Linked DNA regions of Mus musculus: regions 1 and 2 are each linked to region 3. The links are chromatin loops, found by intact Hi-C in ENCODE. Cell type or tissue: left cerebral cortex. All regions are shown on one strand.

Region 1 (2,500 bases), 280 kb after region 3:
CTTACATCTGTCCTTAATTCCTGTTCCTGATGATGCTATTCACTCTTCAGGCTTCTGCAAGCACCAGGCTCATGTACTTACATACACTCAGGCAAAGCATGCAGATACATAAAACAAAAATAAAAACTCGGCAGAGGAGGCTGGCAAGTTGGCTCAGCAGGTAAAGGTGTTTGCTGCCAAGATATAATCTGAGTTCAGTCCCTGGTATCAACACTGCAGAAAAAAACAAAACAGTCCCAAAAGCTGTTTGTCCTCCATACATGCACCCTTCACACAGAAATAAAAAAAAAATAAGTCTTGTAATTTTTAATTAAGAGGGCTAATGAAAGGTGCATGCCTTTAATGTCAGCATTTGGGAGTCAGATGCAAGCAGATCTCTGAGTCCAAAGCCAGCCTGGTCTATATAGACAAATCCAGAGCAGCCAGAGCTACACAGAAAAACTCTGTCTTAAAAAAGCAAAAAACAAACAAACGGGCCTAATGAACATGACAACAACAGAAAAAAGAGGAACAGGGATGCAGATCAGAAGTACAGTGCTAGCCGGGCGGTGGTGGCGCACGCCTTTAATCCCAGCACTTGGGAGGCAGAGGCAGGCGGATTTCTGAGTTCGAGGCCAGCCTGGTCTACAAAGTGAGGCTACACAGAGTAACCCTGTCTCAAAAAAACAAACAAACAAAAAAACCCCAACTCCCCCCCCCCCAAAAAAGAAGTACAATGCTTACCCTAGGATCCCCCAGTGAGGAGCTGGGGGCTTGGCTCAGTGGTAGAGCCCCTGCCTACAATCCACCAGTGAGGGGCTGGGTGTGGCTCAGTGGTAGAGCCCCTGCCTAGAGTCCCCCAGGAAGGAGGCGTGCTTTGTGGTAGGGAGCGGGCTTGGCATGGTCAAGGGCCTAGTTTCCGTCCCCAGCACTGCAAGAGAAAAATAGCATCTGGCGAATTTGCTAAGGTTAAAGGAATGCCCTTGCTGTGACTCAGCAATGCAATTCCTCGGAACTGAGGTCAACTTCTGCCAGGGGACTTGTACAAACAAGAATATCAACATCCTTCACAGTTGTGAAAACCGAGGATAGCTATCCAAAGGAGCATGAGTACATAACCTGTGGGGCTCACATCAGGGGTTGGCAAAACTGTGGTGAGGGGATTAAAACCTGACCTACCACCTCTTTTTAAGCGGGCGCTCGTCAGTGTTTACGTTTTCTCTTGGCTGGAACAGACCATGGGCAGGCACACCAGTGATCCCCGCCCTGCGGAGGTGAAGGCAGGGGAATTAGATCCAGAGTTCAAGGTCCTCCTTAGCAATATGGCAAGCCCAAAGCCAGCCTGCTCTAAGTGAGACCCTGTTAGGAGAAGAGCAATAGAGAGGGATTTTAGGCAGTTCTTAGCACAGGCCTAGGAGTCTGTATGACTTGCAGGTGCACTGGGGCCACACTAGGGGGCGGAACACTGTGAGAATCACATCTTAGGAGCTCTTGGGGGTCACAGCCAGGCTTACTGCTCCAGTTGTGCCAAATGTTTTCACACCGCAAGAGGAGAGCCGAGTCACCAGAACACATGACCTGTGGCCAAAACTTACAGCCAGTAGTGGTGGCACATGCCTTTAACCCTAGCATTTGGGAGGCAGAGTCAGGTGGATCTCTGTGAGTTCGAGGCCAGGGTGAGTTCCAGGACAGCCAGGGCTACAAAGAGAAACCCCATCTCGAAGAAACAAAACAAAACAAAAAAACCAAACAAACGAACAAGAAGATTGGATTTACTATTTAATGTTTCATGGAAAAAGTTGGCCAGCCCTGACTCTATAACCATGAGAAAGAATTATAACTCAGAAGGCAATGGCAGGGGAATCTCTGTGAATTTGAGGCCAACCTATCTAAATGGTGAGCTCCAGGCTAACCAGGGCTACATATGACACCTTGTCGCAAACCAACAACAAAAATGACAACTACAGACATCAAACAGAAGAAATGAACATCGACTCGGCCCATACTCTGTAGTATGTTTCTGGGCTTTGTTTTCCTTGGAGACAGGGATTCACTCTGTAGCCCAAGCTAGCCTGGTACTTGCTCAAGTAACCCAGGCTAGTCACAAGATCAAAAGTTTTCTGCAGAAAGCATCAGAGCTAGGATTAGGGCCAAGTGAAGCTATTTGTGATTGTGTGTGTGTCTAAATGGTCCCTCGGGAGGAGGTGTCAGTGGGCAGGAAGAGCAGAGCATCCCGTGGGGGTGACAGGGATGTTCTGTAGGGATACAGGAGGAAGGAACCCAAATGCAAGCCAGTAAGAACACAAGCAAGCTGTACAGGTCCAGTGTGTGCACACTTTCCTTCATTTTATGTATCATATAATGCTTTGTTCTGTTTAAGGGGTTAAGGCAGTCCCCTGTCTTATTTCTAATGTTTTTAGTACATTTTATTTATTATTATTATTATTATTATTATTATTATTATTATTATTATTATTGTGAAGGGGTGTGCATGCCTTAGCCCAACCGTGGAGGTCAAAGG
Region 2 (2,500 bases), 66 kb after region 3:
TCTCAGTGACGTCTAGGCTCTGGGACAGTGTGACTTACTCTCAGTAGGAAGGTGATAGGGATGGCTCTAGGGCAGACTGATGGGCTAGCTGAGTCGTGTCTGGTTGAGGAGACCAGCTCTTTATCTGGCATCAGGTTGGCCTATGGACACAAATTTAGAAAGAGAAAGGGCTTCAGGTCCTGAAAAATGCAAGAGGAGGTGAGCTGGATATTCTGGGCTGTACTGTCCTTGGTAGAAGGTCCAGAGAGGAAGGAACAACCTTCGGGGGGAACCATTCCATAAACAGCCACCAAACCCAGACACTAGGCAGATGCCAACAAGAGCCTGCTGTAGCTGTATCCTGAGAGACTCTGCCAGTGCCTGGCAAATACAGAAGTGGATGCTCACAGTCATTCATTGGACGGAGCTCAAGGTCCCCAATGAAGGAGCTAGAGAAAGGACCCAGGGAGCTGAAGGGGTCTGAAGCCCCATAGAAGGAACATCAATATGAACTAACCAGTACCCCCAGAGCTCCTTGGAACTATACCACCAAACAAAGAAAACACATGGTGGAACTTGTGGCTTTAGCTGTATATGTAGCAGAGGATGGCCTAGTCTGTCATCAATGGGAGGAGAGGTCCTTGGTCCTGTGAGGGCTCTATGCCCCAGTATAGGGGAATGCCAGGACCAGGAATGGGAGTGGTTGGGTTGGGGAGCAGGGGGAGGTGGGAGGGGATAGGGGATTTTCAGAGAAGAAACTAGGAAAGAGGATAACATTTGAAATGTAAATAAAGAAAATATCTAATAAAAAAATAAATGGAGAAAACAAAACAAAACAAAAAGGTCCATAGAGACAGTCTCTGTGTATTAGCAGAGTGTCTCCTCTCTGTCCTTGCTCAGGTGACTTTCCTGTAATCTCTCCCTATGGGTGATGCTCGAAGGTTACAGAGTGCACGGGTTCCCCCTACTGGGCATGGGAGGAACTCACCATGCTTTGTTAGGTCAAGGTATGGGCAGTAGGCTGTGTATCCATGATTGATCCAAAGCCAAGCTCCTGTCTCTGGGATTCCATTCCCTGACTGTTACTTTGTGTCTTGATATCACCCCCCAACCCCCCGCCCATGACATGAGAAGACCTGTAGAGAGACTCTCTTGTGTCCTGTATGGAAGCATCACCTGCCAATAAAAATCTGATGGCCTGTTAGCTAAGGCAGGAAATTGGAGGTGGAAGTTCTGGCAGGGAGAGAGGAACTCTGGGATAGAGTCAGCCGAGGAAGAGATTCGCCCCAACTCTGAGGAGACAGATGCATGAAGCTGAGGAGAGGTAACCAGCCACGTGGCTCATAGAACAGAACAAACAGGTTAATGAAGTCCCAAGCTAGCTGGGGAACAAGCCCAAGCTTACGCCTAGGCATTTATTTATAAATAATCAAGTCTCAGAGTTATTACTTTGGGACCAGGGGAGTGGGTGGAAAAGCCCATGGTTGTAAAATCTTGCTTCTGGCGCCAAGGGCTGCAGCAGAAATGCTGACCAGGCACCCAGGGACAGATGGGCTCTGGTCTCCAGGCTGCAAGGTTGATCATCTCGACCCTGCTCACAGTGGTGTCCCTTCACTCCTGGGCTCCAACCTGTGCAAGGTAAGTGTAAGAGACGGTGAAAGCTGTCTTGAGATTACTGGTCCAGAGCTGGAGAACTAGGAGGATGAAAGCTATCAGGGGAAGTTTGCACCTCGGAGGGTTCGAAGAAAAATCTAGGTGTGTGTCTTTTTAGGGTTGAGATGGAGGGATGTAGAGTCTTTATGTATAAAACCATATTTCCTACAAATATAGACACCTCCTTTCCTGTGTGTATCCCTCTGACCTCCTTCAGTTGTCTTATTGATCTAGCTAAGAATTCAAGCACTGTATTGAACAGGCACGGAGAGAGTGGACATCCTTGCCTTATTCCTGACACTTGGTGCCTAACTGGACGTTTCACCCACTCCTGACCAGTGTTCACAGTACTGGAAGGTACTTTGCATGCTACCAGAGGAAGGTAACCACCAGTGTCACCCAGCTACAAGCCCTGGGACCTACAGCACCAAGATACACTGGCACAACTGTGGCTCAGATGTTATGGGAGAGACCAACCTATTTATTGCATTTATGGCTCACAGCTGTAATAGTGGCCAATTAAGTACTCAAATTGATCCTGGTGGTGGTGGTGGAGCTCTTTGCTACCTGCCTCAATGTTTTGGGTTTTCAAATGAAACACACACACACACACACACACACACACACACACACACACACACACACACACTTTTACACACACAGACTTTATTTTTTGATATGTCTAAAACAGCTTAATGGTTGGGTCACTGCCTAACCTCTACATGGCTAATATACCTTTCTCCAAAATTCCCAAATCACTATTTACTACAATCTATATTCTATCTTTGCTGCCCTGGACCCAGTCAAGACAGCTCTCTTGGGGCCATTCTACCCTACTCCTACATGGCATGGCGGCTATATTCTCTGT
Region 3 (2,500 bases):
ATCCACCCAGCCTCATGTCCCTGCAACTCGGCTCCTGCAGGTCCAACAGAGTTGCCGGGTGCACACGCCACGCGGATCGCAGCACCGCGGCGTGGTGACCGCGTGGGAGAGCCCTCCACACCCCGCTCCCTCAAGCCCACGTTCCGGGCGTCCCACTCACCCCTCCGCTGCCCACCTAACCCTCCGGGCTCCCGGATTGCGGCGATCAGGCATGTCCGGGCCTGCCGCTCGCACGTGGCCGCGGCTCCAGAGGGCGGAGCGACCCCGCGCCGGGCTTCCCGCGGTCCCGGCACGAGCTCTTGGGGCCAGAAAGCCCGGCCCCGTGGCCCCGCGCACAGCCGCGACCCAGAGCCCTCACTCACCGTGCGGCCTCCGCGCTGCCAGCCAGGGGAAAGGGAACGACGGGGTTTCCCGGGCGCACAAGTCGGGCGTCGAGTCTCGCGAGATTTCGGAGTGCTCGCGAGAGCGGCTAAACCAGAGGGCTCCGCCTTTCTGAGGGCGAATATGGCTTCATCTCCACCCAAAATGGGCGGGTCTGTAAGAGGAAGGGGTGGAGAAGCCAAGAGAAGGGACTCGGGAGGAGGATAAGGGATCTGGTTCCTCTTTCCGTTTCCTTGGGCGTGACCGGAGCGAGCTGGGGGAGTCGGCCTTCATTTGAGCCTTGTGTGTCTGGCGGGAACAAGGAGGCGGAAACTTTTGAGGGCGGAAGTGCGGGCGAAGTTGAGCGCGCACGAAAGGAAGGCGGGATTCAGCGCAAGACCCTGCTTCCTGGCCGGAAATGGGAATAGTTACGGGCGGAACCGTGACAGGCAATCCAGGGAAAAGGCACTATGACATGTGGCCACCACCACCTTTTGTGCTAGCATTAGCATTCGCGAGACCAAGAGATACACGGAAGCCCCACCCTTCTTTGGGCGGAAGTTGCTTCAGCTCCATTGACGCTCGCGGAGAGGAAAGAAGGCGTTGGGAGCGGGGAGGAGATTAGGGCGGGGACAAAGGGGTAGAGGCGGGCCCTTGGTGGAGGTTCAGCTCCGCCATCTAGTGCCGGAGTCTGGTTGTTCAGACCGTTAGTCTCCTCGTTTGCCTCTTCTGAGTCATCCAAGCTGACCTGTGCAACTTTATTATATCTGTACCTACCCACCCACCTACCTGCCTATCGTTTGTTGTTTTGAGACAGGATTATCATTAATTTATTTAGCCAAGACTGGCCTGGGACTTTTTATCTAAGGCTGGCTTTGAACTCATGATCCCCCAGCTTAATGCTACGGGAGTGTGTCACTACGCCAGGCTCTCAGTACCTCCCACTCCCACCCCGCAGCGCAGCGCATAAAATATTTGAGGTTGTGTTGCATCCAGACAAATATTATTTAAGATAGAAAAGAGAGGAGGGGCCGGGCGTGGTGGCGCACGCCTTTAATCCCAGCACTCAGGAGGCAGAGGCAGGCGGATTTCTGAGTTCGAGGCCAGCCTGGTCTACAGAGTGAGTTCCAGGACAGTCAGGGCTACACAGAGAAACCCTGTCTCGACCCCCCCCCCCCCAAAAAAAAAAAAGAAACGAGGGGCATTGTGATGGTTCGCTCACTAGGTAGAAGTTCTCCCATACGAGCCTGATTGACCTGATACGATTCTTTGAACCCATCACGGTATAAGAACTAACTACAGAGTTTTGTCCTCTGACTGCCACAGGTGCGTCTCAGAGAAGGGTGTATGTTCACATATCGCACCCTCTTTATACACATACTAAGACTTAAAATTAGAAAAAAATATTAAAAAGAAATGAATTATCAATACATAAGTGAAAAGTTAAGCCAGTTTGAGGGGCCGGAGAGACAGATGGCTCAGCAATTTCAGAAAATCTGACTTCAGTTCCAAACACCTACACTGGAGGGTCACAGTAGCTTGTACTTTCATCTCCAGAGGATGACATGTCCTCTTCTGGCTTCCTCGGGCACGTGCACTCATGTATGTACATATGCAGACACATACACACAAAAGTAAATTTAAAAAAACCTTAAACACTTAAATGGCCTGGGCATAGTGATGCACACCTACGGTCCTAACACTCAGGAGACACAGGCAGGAGGATTACAGCAAATTCGAGGTCAGATTGGTTTACATAATGAGTTCTAAGGCAGCCAAACCAGAACAGCACCAATACAAAAACCATGTATGCGACCAGTAAAGTGCACTTCTGGGGATGTCTGTGAGTGTGAGGACGCTGACAGAATCAATGGATTCACAAATAGGATGCTGCTGGTGAGAGGCTGTGGGAGGTGGAAGATGGGCTTAGCTGGAGGAATGGTTAGAACTGGGAACTCTTCTTCTCTTGCCTGGGGTCTCTTATCTGTGTGGTAGTCCTAGCTCCTCAGCAGGACACACCCAGCATGACAGTGATTTGCTCAAGGACATGGGGCCATGTGGCAATAAACCAGTCCCTTTCCAAACTGAGACAAATGAATAAATCCTTGGGTTGTTTCTATCTGGCATTTGGTCATGGTGA

Evidence for each region. Peaks named below come from ENCODE experiments on the same cell type or tissue, not always from the same donor. Only the 100,000 strongest peaks of a DNase experiment are listed, where the experiment ranks them.
Region 1: a loop joins it to region 3, with 2.9 times the contacts of the local background. A loop is called at or near these places in 1 of 42 quality-filtered maps.
Region 2: a loop joins it to region 3, with 8 times the contacts of the local background. A loop is called at or near these places in 6 of 42 quality-filtered maps.

Annotation. Positions count from the first base shown.
Region 1 is chr7:24,598,348-24,600,847 of GRCm38, reverse strand. The region is part of intron 3 of Ethe1 (ethylmalonic encephalopathy 1); the gene reads right to left. Among named protein-coding and RNA genes, the nearest start is that of Ethe1, 5.7 kb to the right of the region's middle. In left cerebral cortex, a CTCF peak has its summit at 1,413 (motif pointing right); no DNase peak of the experiment used is centred here.
Region 2 is chr7:24,816,138-24,818,637 of GRCm38, reverse strand. No RefSeq gene overlaps it. Among named protein-coding and RNA genes, the nearest start is that of Gm38965, 36 kb to the left of the region's middle. In left cerebral cortex, a CTCF peak has its summit at 948 (motif pointing left); a DNase peak (open chromatin) is centred at 942.
Region 3 is chr7:24,882,530-24,885,029 of GRCm38, reverse strand. Rps19 (ribosomal protein S19) reads right to left here and starts at 438. Exons shown (of 6, transcript NM_001360119.1): 1 at 363-438. In left cerebral cortex, a CTCF peak has its summit at 1,046 (motif pointing left); DNase peaks (open chromatin) are centred at 641 and 837; H3K4me3 peaks cover 1,314 bases; H3K27ac peaks cover 1,269 bases.